Linked DNA regions of Homo sapiens: region 2 is linked to region 1. Evidence: read pairs that join two places in POLR2A ChIA-PET (ENCODE). Cell type or tissue: PC-9. All regions are shown on one strand. Links, peaks and the distances in the headings refer to the core of each region. The heading gives the core; the rest is flanking DNA. Region 1 overlaps FAM168B (family with sequence similarity 168 member B). Region 2 overlaps PLEKHB2 (pleckstrin homology domain containing B2).

Region 1 (5,377 bases), core at 182-5,181:
TGTTCTTTTTTTTTTTTTTTTTTTTAAATGTAATAGCGTTACATACACTCCATCTTGTGGGCTTCCATAGTTGATTGAGCCAGTTTCCTTGTGATGGGCATTGGAGTTGTTTGAAGTGTGTGCTATTTTAGTAATGATTCTGTGAACAGCCCTATGTTTGTGTGACTCTGGGAATTCTCCTCAGGGTGGGTTCCTAGAGCTGGGGTTGCTGGGTCAGAGAGCAAATGCACATGTGATTGTTAGGATACTGCTGAGTTCTTATCAGCAGTGTGAGACGATTTCCCCACAGCCTGGCTAACAGAATGTGTTTTCCAGCTTCTGGATTTCTGCTAGTCGGAAGTTAGTCAGCGTAGTTGTAGTTTGCAATTCTGTGTATCTGTGTCTATTGATTTGAGTGGTGGGGGTGGGGCGGGATGTTTGTTTTTGTGGTTTTAAAAGTTACTTACGTATTAAGTGTACTAGCCCTTTGTCTAAATAATTTAGATACTTTATCTGAATTTGTCCTTTTGCTTAACTATGGTATTTTTTGCTGTTCTGAAGCTTTTACTTTTGTAAGGTGATCAGTCTTTTTTTTTTTTTTTTTTTAAGACGGAGTCTTGCTCTGTTGCCCAGGCTGGAGTGCAGTGGCGCGATCTCGGCTCACTGCAAGCTGCGCCTCCCAGGTTCACGCCATTCTCCTGCCTCAGCCTCCTGAGTAGCTGGGACTACAGGAGCCCGCCACTGCACCCGGCTAATTTTTTTTTTGTACTTTTATTAGAGATGGGGTTTCATCGTGGTCTCAATCTCCTGACCTCGTGATCCACCTGCCTCGGCCTCCCAAAGTGCTGGGATTACAGGCGTGAGCCACTGCGCCCGGCCAAGGTGATCAGTCTTGTAGAAATGATTCAGGTTTGGGATCGCTCTGGTGCCTTGATGTAGGGAGTCTGGCCTTTCCAGCCTACCATGCCAGAAGAGGGCTAGAATAGATGCTGAAGGAGACGGTCTCTGTGTCTGCTGGGGGTTGGGGTACCCAGAAAGATCAGGAATAGGAAGAAACAGTGATTCTTAACTCCATTGCTTGGAACCCTGCAGATTCACTGTCTGGAGAGAATGAGAAAAAAGAGGCTGGTGCACCCGAGACCAGCTAAAGCAGTGTTGGGGGTCCTCCCAAAGCTGCCCCTGTGGGTTTTGTGCAGTCCAGGTAGAAACCATTGGAGATAGTGAGGGGAGCCACGCTGCGGCTTGGGTCAGAGTGGTGACAGAGCAAGTGGGATGTGGCTGATGGGATGAGGCGATGGGAGCACGGAAGCAGCAGAGGCTGTCTAGGAGATTGGGAGTCTTTGATCCCCATACCAGAGACCAGGTATGTAGTGCATCTTGTTGCTGGTGGCTAGTGATGCCATCTTAAATACTATCGTGTGTGTTTGCTGTTTCATTATAGGATGTGTTAACTTCTTGTTAGAAACTGGGGGGCCGGGCGCGGTGGCTCGTGCCTGTAATCCCAGCACTTTGGGAGGCCGGGGTGGGCGGATCACGAGGTATGTAGATCGAGACCATCCTGGCTAACATGGTGAAACCCTGTCTCTACTAAAAATACAAAAAATTAGCCGGGCACGGGCCCCTGTAGTCCTAGCCACTCAGGAGGCTGAGGTAGGAGAATGGCGTGAACCCAGGAGGCGGAGCTTGCAGTAAGCCGAGATCACGCCACTGCATTCCAGCCTGGGCGACAGAGCAAGACTCCGTCTCAAAAAAAAAAAAAGAAAGAAAGTGGGGATGGGAAGGACTAAGCAAAGAAGACAGTAGTTTTTCAGGGACCGTTAAACACAATCTTCAGCAAACAAATCCAGAGCAGCCCTCTTCCCATGAGAATATATTGGTAGAGTTTTAGGGAGAGATGAGGAATTTGGAATTTCTGGAAATTATTGCAGAGGCCTACAGGATATGATCTAGGTCAGTGGTAGTTGAAACTTTTTTTTTTTTTTTAAAAGAAGGAAACCATTGGAAAAAAAAATCTTGCTGGTTCCCTGGTCTCTGAGGGCAGTTCCAGACCTTTCTTGGTCTTCCTGTGCTCACAATTGGGCTTCTGAGGAGTCTCTCAGCATCCCCAGAACTGCTGTCCTGGTCTTTCCAGTGGCCATTGTGGGTCTCTTTGAAGTTGAATCTGCCCTTGACGTCCACCACACTCTGTTCTCTGACTAATTAGAGAGGGCAAACGGGAGGGTGAGAGTCCAGGAGGGAAACCCGGAATGGCTTCTGCTGAGGTAGAGGGGGATCAGTTTGAAGTGAGGAAAGCAACTTTGAAGCAAGGATAAAGATGAGAACTGGGCACTTGGAGGGATTCTGGGGCTAGGGCTTGGTGACACTGATGCCTCCTGTTCCCACAGAAACCTGCAAGATGGCTTAGGGATGCAGGGCAATAGAGCAAGGGATCCAGGCTGAGGGGGCCGAAGGGAGGCACGTGAGGAGCTGTATTCAGAACTTTCTGTCCCACCTACAAAGATTTTCCTTTTGGCATTCCACTCAGATCCCCCCTGTTTTTACCTCAACCTTAGGGCTTCCTTGCTTTGGTTACTGTTAGCACCATGATTTGTTCCTAAGGGATCGTAACACCTTAAAAATCCCAGTCCAAGTGCTGTAAGAGACACCTTTCTCCAGGCCTCCTCAACACAGTTTCTTTTGAAGACTGCTCTTCTCTTTCAACTTTATTTACAGGTGAAGGAAGTGTGCAGTAGAGAAGTTACAGCTTCTCACAGCTAGTGGGAACAGTAATCAAGGCTAGGAAACCTGAGTCATCTTGTTGGCTGTGTGCCCCAAATAGAAAGAACGCTTTCTGGCCAGGTGCAGTGGCTCACACCTGTAATCCCAGCACTTTGGGAGGCCGAGGAGGGCGGATTATGAGGTCAGGAGATGGAGACCATCCTGGCCAACATGGTGAAACCCCGTCTCTACTAAAAATACAAACATTAGCTGGACATGGTGGCGTGTGCCCGAAATCCCAGCTACTTGGGAGGATGAGGCAGGAGAATCGCTTGAACCAGGGAGGTAGAGGTTGCAGTGAGCCGAGATCACGCCATTGCACTCCAGCCTGGCAACAGAGCGAGACTCTGTCTCAAAAAAAAAGAGAGAATACTTTCTAATACCTCAGCTGTCACAAGTGATGCCTCCTGTACTGTGAGCCAGAGGGGTCAGCCCAAAGGGAAGGGAGGCCTTATCGAAAAGGGCAGATGCCTGAGGCCCCCTCTGTTGGTTGCACCTTGGGGCCAGGATTCTGACTGTAGCACTCAATGTCTTATTTGATGTTTCTGTTTCGTTCATATTATGAATTACTAGGTCATGGTTTAGTCTTAATAAGATTCCTCATTTGTATTAATAAAGGTCAGCTTATTTGCACGTGGACTGTAGTTGGATTTTTCCCATTTCTGTGTGTATGCATTCCCAGTTAGAGCTCCTTCTGTAAGAAGACTGAAGCTTAAGTAAGACACAGCCTGGGTTTATGACTGGTGTCTTAATTTGTTTTCTGCTGCTTTAGCAGAATATCAAGCTGGATAATGAACAGAAATTTATTAGGCTCTTGGTTCTGGAGGTTAGGGAAGTCCAAGAGCATGGCGATGGCATCTCGTGAGGGCTTTTGGGCTCTATCCTCTTGTGATGGATGGTGGAAGGGCAGCGAGTGCGTCAGAGAGAAAGGGGGCTGAACTTGTCCTTTTTATCAGGAACCCACTTTCATAATAAAGCCGTCACCTATTAAATGTCCCACCTCTCAGTGCTGTTAAAATGACAAATTTTAACGTGAGCTTTGGAGAGGACATATGAAAACATATTAGCTGGTCATGCTGGAGAAGTTGGGGATCAGAACATCAAAATATGGCAAGGCGTGGTAACTCATGCCGGTAATACCCGCACTTTGGGAGGCCGAGGCAGGTGGATCACCTGAGGTCAGGAGTTCGAGACCAGCCTGGCCAGCATGGCAAAACCCCATCTCTACTAAAAATACAAAAATTAGCTGGGCGTGGTGGTGCACGCCTGTAGTCCCAGCTACTAGGGAGACTGAGGCAGGAGAAATGCTTGAACCCAGGAGGCGGAGGTTGCAGTGAGCCGAGATCTCACCACTGCACTCCAGCGTAGGCAACAGAGCAAGACTCTGTCTTAGAAAAAAAAAAGAACATCAGAATGTGAAAAAACCTGAAATGAATTTAGAAGTTTAAAACAGTTTCTTACAACAAAAAATAATAGCTTTTAAGTCAAAATATGTAATGTAGGAAATGTCGGAATTCAGTGAAAATGAGTGACCTTTACATAGGCTTAGCTGTTCACTGGTAGCAGCAAAAATAGGCCCTTGAGTCCAAGCTAGACTTGAATTCTGATTCTTCCAGACTTTGTGCAGTGAAGTCAGATGAGGGTAACAGGACCTAGCGTGTGATACCCTTAGCACTCTTACTACTCTTGCTAAGTAATTATGTGATTAGAGTTTGGAATGAAACTTCCAGAAATGTTATAATTGAGGCTTGGCGCGGTGGCTTATGCCTGTAATCCCAGCACTTCGGGAGGCTGAGGTGGGTGGATCATGAGGTCAGGAGTTCGAGACCAGCCTGGTCACCATGGTGAAACCTTGTCTCTACTAAAAATACAAAAATTAGCTGGGCGTGGTGGTAGATGCCTGTAATCCCAGCTACTCGGAAGGCTGAGGCAGGAGAATCGCTTGAAACGGAGGTTGCAGTGAGCCGAGGTCGCGCCACTGCACTCTAGCCTGGGCAACAAGAGTGAAACTCTGTCCCCCTCCAAAAAATAAATAAAAATAAAATATATAATTGTTACCTATCAAAATTCTGAGGGAAAGCCAGGCGTGGTGGCTCACACCTATAATCCCAGCACTTTGGGAGGCCGAGGCGGGTGGATCAACTGAAATCAGGAGTTCAAGACCAGCCTGGCTAACGTGATGAAACCCCGTCTCTACTAAAAATAGAAAAATTAGCCAGGTGTGGTGACACACACCTGTAATCCCAGCTCTTCGGAAGGCTGAGGCAGGAGAATCGCTTGAACCTGGGAGGCAGAGGTTGCAGTGAGCCAAGATCATGCCATTGCACTCCAGCCTGGGCGATGAAAGTGAAACTCTGTCTCAAAAGACGACAACGATAAAAAAAACAAAGTTCTGCGGGAAGAAGACAACTAGAGACATGCTGTTGGCCACACATAGTGCTCTTGGGGCTGCTTAAGTCTGTGGAGTTCTGGGGAAGAAGGTAAGAGCGATGGCTTTGCAGGAGCTCTAGTGATTGTCGCTACTTCAGTTGATGACATGAGATTGTTCTTTATTTTTCTTCAGCTGGTTTTCCCATGGGCTATGCAGCAGCAGCTCCTGCCTATTCTCCTAACATGTATCCTGGAGCGAATCCTACCTTCC
Region 2 (5,377 bases), core at 127-5,126, 54 kb before region 1:
ATGCACACATTCTTCTGTAAGCTTGATCCACCTTCTTCTTTTCTTACAGATTAATAAAGGAGAGAAAAATCCCATCTAAAGAATGAAAACTCTGACCAGAGTAACACACTCCCTTGATCACTGACAGATAAAGACAGCATTACGAGGCTCTACAAATGAGGTTCACTGTCTCAGTGACCTCCTAAGGCCAGAAACAGGACGAGAGACAAGTACAAGTCACAAAAATGTTTGTTTCACAGGCTGAGCTCCCATGCGTGAAAAGGATCCTGCAGTTCTTTCTAAGCCTTTACTGCAAACCACAGCACAATTCAAAGTGTTGCAGAACTTTGAGAAATACAAGCATTTCTAGAAAGCAACACTGGAACAAGCATGCCTGTAAGAGCAGGGTGCCTCCTGCCAAACATTTGACAAACCCAGCTTGCTCACTGTTGGCAAAAGGCGCCCTGCCCAGCACTACCTGCCCATTCGTGGCCAGATGGTCAAGAAACCCGTTTTCCCCATTCTCCAATTGTTACACAAGACCATGTGAAAACATTACTGGTGGCCGGGTGTGGTGGCTCATGCCTGTAATCCCAGCACTTTGGGAGGCGAAAGTGGGAGGATCACTTGAGCCCAGAAGTTGGATACCAGCATGGGTAATATAGTGAGACTTCGTCTCTACAAAAAAATTTTTTCAAATAAGCTGGGCGTGGTAGCATGGGCCTATAGTCCCAGCTACTGGGAAGGGGAGGCTGAGGTGGGAGGACTACTTGAGCCCGAGAGGTAGAGGCTGCAGTGAGGTGAGACAGCACCACTGCACTCAAGCCTGAGTGAGAGTGACACCTTGTCAAAAAAAAAAAAAATTATTGGTGATTGCCATTAGCAACTTACTGTGTTTGTCCTAGAATCTTGGAGTGTAAATTTCCAGGCCCTGGAGAAAAGAAAAAGGGTACTTTATTTAAGGCAATCCAACATTGCAATGATTCTGAAACCTGGGCTGGCATCAGAATTCCTGAAAAGATCTGTTTAAAAAACAAGTCTTCAGGCTTTGCCCCAAACCACTTGAGACATGCACTAGGAATATATATTTTTAAAAATTACATACATAATAGATATGTAATATTTAAAACATAATCTATACTATACTTTTTACTTTACTTTTTAATAAATGTGAAATGTACTGCCACTTGCTTTGTCAGTTCATGGCATACACACAGATCTACTTCCTTTTTACCAGCTATATAATATTCCACGATATGAGTAAAAAATTTAGATTAGCAATTTTTCAACATTAAAAAGAATGCTGGGGACCGGATGTAGTGCCTCATACCTGTAATCCCAGCACTATGGGAGGCCAAGGCAGGGGGATCACTTGAGCCCAGGAGTTCAAGACCAGCCTGGGCAACATAGTGAAATCCTAGCTCTACAAAAAATATAAACATTAGCCGGGCATGGTGGCGCATGCCTGCAGTCCAAGCTACTTGGGAGGCTGAGGTGGGAGAATAGCTTGCGCCTGGGAGGTCGAGGCTGTAGTGAGCCAAGATCACACCACTGCACTCTAGCCTGGATGAGAGAGAGGGGCTCTATCTCAAGAAAAAAAAAAGAAGAAAAGAATGCTATTAACATCCCTATTACCCTTACACTCTTATGTAAACATCTCCACAGGGCAAATTCCAAAGACTGAAAATACCACATCAAAGGATAAAAACATAATTTATTTCAGCAGGTATTGCCAAAATGCCCTGCAAAACGATTCTAACAATCTCTATACCTACCAACTTTACACTATATTGTCAAAAAAAACTAGATATCTGAACCTTAAGTATCACAAGAGCTTTCTTAATTCATAGGCAAAAAGCAGTCTCTCACGCCTGTAATCCCAGCACTTCGGGAGGTCAAGGTAGGTGATCACCTGAGGTCAGGAGTTCGAGACCAGCCTGGCCAACATGGTAAAACCAAGCTTCTACTAAAAACACAAAATTAGCTGGGCGTGGTGGCACATGCCTGTAATTTCAGCTACTCCAGAGGCTGAGGCAGGAGAAGTGCTTGAACCCGGGAGGCAGAGGTTGCAATGAGCGGAGATTATACCATTGCACTCTAGCCTGGGCAACAAGAGCGAAACTCCATCTCAAAAAACAAAATAGTGTTCTCTTGTGCACTCCCTCACTCCTTTACCCCTTACTTTTCTTACTGACCCTATCCCTCTTATCTTCATCAATTCCTTTTATGTTTTATTCTCATTTTACTATCTCCCTGAGTTGAAAGATTCATTCACTTATTTTCAAGTGTTCTGGCTTTCTTTTTTTTTTTTTTTTTTTTTTTTTTTTGAGATGGAGTCTCACTCTGTTGTCCAGGCTGGAGTACAGTGGTGTGATCTTGGCTCACCGCAACCTCCACCTCCCAGGTTCACGCCATTCTCCTGCCTCAGCCTCCCAAGTAGCTGGGATTACAGGTGCCTGCCACCACGCCTGGCTAATTTTTGTATTTTTAGTAGAGACGAGGTTTCACCATGTTGGCCAGGCTGGTCTCGAACTCCTGACCTCAGGTGATCCATCCGCCTTGACCTCCCAAAGTGCTGGGATTACAAGCTTGAGCCACCACACCCAGCCCAAGTGTTCTAGCTTTCTAAGGAATGCAGTTAAGTTGCAAAATTCCCCAACTGATTTTGTATGTGGCATACCATTGTCATTCACTTTGCTAAAGGGTATCATACTGGATTATTCATATATCTTATATAGATTTTGTTGTCATATCAGGTGGAAGAGTCTAGTAGGGACTTTGGTCTGCCAATTCAGTTCGATTATTTCAGAACATTTTTCTTGCCTTAGATTTGTAATTCTCTCTTTTGGGTTGTACACTTTATGGACATCAATAATCTTTCTGAACTTTTTTTAGTCTAACATATCTCTGATCTTTTCATCTTTTTCCTGTCACTGAGAGTATCTCCAGTCTTTTCTTCCATGCCAATGATTCACTTTTCATTTGGGGTTGTATTGAAGGGAAGACCACTTTCTTCAGATTATAACGTGAATGGCACCCTCTTGACAGCAACAGACCTTCTAAGTTACAGACACAAAAGAGCAGAAAAGAAACATAAATCTCTGCCCTCACACAGCATATATTCTAATGAAAGCAGATGATGAACAAGATAAATAGTTGATAGATGGTGAGTGTGTATGGGGACAGGGAGATACAATTTTAAATATGGTGGCCAGGAAAGCATTCCTGAAGACTCTGCTCCTGTTTCTTGGGTTTTATTTTCCTCCACTCTAGGAGCTTTTCCTGAGGCTTGCATTTTCCTTTTCTTATTTTTCCTTCATGGTATATCTGCATAGTTGCCAAGCCACTTCTTTACATCCTGCTCACGTTTAACATGGGAAGTGATATCTAAAACTGCTGTTTGCTCTCATAAAGTATGAGTTATTTCTCCTTGACACGCTTCCTACCTAATCTGGTATCAACTGGTAGTTCCACCCTGTTCTACCTCAGTCCAGCCCAGCAACAGTTTGATGGCTAGGTGTTACCCTCACAATCAACATTCTGTAATCTGAGGGCACAGGGCTAGAAGAGAAGGACATTTCTTCTGAGACCGAGTAAGTCTTTTCTGAAAACTCTGGGTCCTACACTCTCTTCTGAGCATATTCCTTTGAATGTCCCATGCTAGGGCTCACTTCACCAGACAGAAAATTACCCAACTCCTGTGAGCTTCAGTGCCTTTCACTGCCCTGCAATGATGAGTCCTGGGAGAACCGTCCAGCCTCTGCTGAGGCCCCAAGGACATCACATTCTTAAGGATTTTTTCCCTAGCTTTTCCAAAAAGTAACTTACACTTAATCAGCATCACTCCAGATTACAGGGTAATACTGAAAATTTGCAAGATTTAATTAACTCATCTTGTCACTGCTTCTGGGATTCGGGTAGGATTGAAGAACATCTCAGTAGAATCATCTATTTCTTTCTTTAACTGTTTGTAGTTTGTGCTTGAGATCAAACTTCTTTATTTGGTTGCACCATTGAAATGTTTTCCCCTCAGGGAAGATGATCTCTAATCCATTTCACCATCTTTCTCAAAAGTCTCTATTATGGGTTCAATTGTGTCCTCATGAAAAAGATATGTATAAATCCTAATCCCCAGTACCCTCAAATGGGACCTTATGTGGAAATAGGATATTTGCATATGGAATCAAATTAAGATAAGGTCATAGTGAATTAAGGTGGGTCCTTAATCCATTATGATTGGTGTCCTTTATAAGAAAAGAGAATTCTGGACACAGACACAGCCGAAGAAGGCCATGTGACAACAGAGGCAGAGACCGGAGTGATGTGGCTGTCAGCCAAAGAACACCAAGGACTACCAGCAACCACCAGAAGCTAGGAAGAGGCAAGAAAGGATCCTACCCAGCATCTCAGAGGGAGCAAGGATCTGCTGACACACTGATTCCAGACTTCCAGCCTCCAGAACTATGAGACAATGAATTTCTGCCATTTCCGTCACTCAGTGTTCAGCAATTTGTGACAGCAGCCCTAGGAACTGACAGTTTCCTTACTCTTTACTTTCTTGCTTTTCTGGTCATTTTATTTCAACTATGCCCGTTACCCACTGTGAATCTAATAATGAAAGACAGCATGATGAGACTGCTATTCCTTTCTGCCATTTTCACCACAATGGGATCGGCCTAGGCAGTCTGAGAGAGGCAGAAACTAGAATTGGAAAAGCGACTCTTGCATTTCTCTCATACATCCACTGAGTCCCTTATTCTGATGCCTGAAAGAAAACTCCACGCCCTTTCTTTTCATTTTTTGGTAATCAGAAGTTAAAATAGAAAATACTTTTTAAATTAAACACATAAGAAAGCAAAACTTACAAGCAATCATCTGTGCTTTCTGCACAAAGACTAATTGTTTTCCCATCTCGACAAACAATCTGGAGCATGCAGTCTTTTGACTTTCCATCCGGGGGCTGAGTATCTATGAAAAATAAGCAGAATAAAGGAACTTTTTTCAGGATTTCTTCTTACATTTTCTAAGAACTACCAGCTCAGAGAAGCAAAGGACTAGACAATAAATCAAGTGCTACATCTATGAAAGAACCCTCTGCCTTTCCAAGAATGCAGAAAGAACATAGCTAGGCTGACTGACAAGACCAGCTGCCAAGATGACGTCCACAAAATATATTCGGCTCACTGCAACCTCTGACTCCCGGGTTCAAGCAATTCTCTACCTCAGCCTCCTGAGTAGCCAGATTACAGGCACCTGCCACCACACCTGGCTAATTTTTTTGTATTTTTAGTAGAGTTGGGGTTTCACCATCTTGGCCAGGGTGGTCTTGAACTCCTGCCCTCGTGATCCACCCACCTCGGCCTCCCAAAGTGCTGGGATTACAGGCATGAGCCACCAT

Evidence for each region. Peaks named below come from ENCODE experiments on the same cell type or tissue, not always from the same donor. Only the 100,000 strongest peaks of a DNase experiment are listed, where the experiment ranks them.
Region 2: POLR2A ChIA-PET joins it to region 1 with 6 read pairs; 4 of 35 experiments call an interaction of 5 or more read pairs at or near these places.

Annotation. Positions count from the first base shown.
Region 1 is chr2:131,071,861-131,077,237 of GRCh38, reverse strand. FAM168B (family with sequence similarity 168 member B) reads left to right here. Exons shown (of 7, transcript NM_001009993.4): 3 at 5,300-5,377. Among named protein-coding and RNA genes, the nearest start is that of FAM168B, 19 kb to the left of the region's middle. In PC-9, for the core only: no CTCF peak of the experiment used is centred there; no DNase peak of the experiment used is centred there; H3K27ac peaks cover 618 bases.
Region 2 is chr2:131,126,254-131,131,630 of GRCh38, reverse strand. It overlaps PLEKHB2 (pleckstrin homology domain containing B2), which reads right to left. Exons shown (of 8, transcript NM_001100623.2): 4 at 4,845-4,947; 5 at 871-910. Among named protein-coding and RNA genes, the nearest start is that of PLEKHB2, 24 kb to the right of the region's middle. In PC-9, for the core only: no CTCF peak of the experiment used is centred there; DNase peaks (open chromatin) are centred at 1,723 and 2,620; H3K27ac peaks cover 1,039 bases.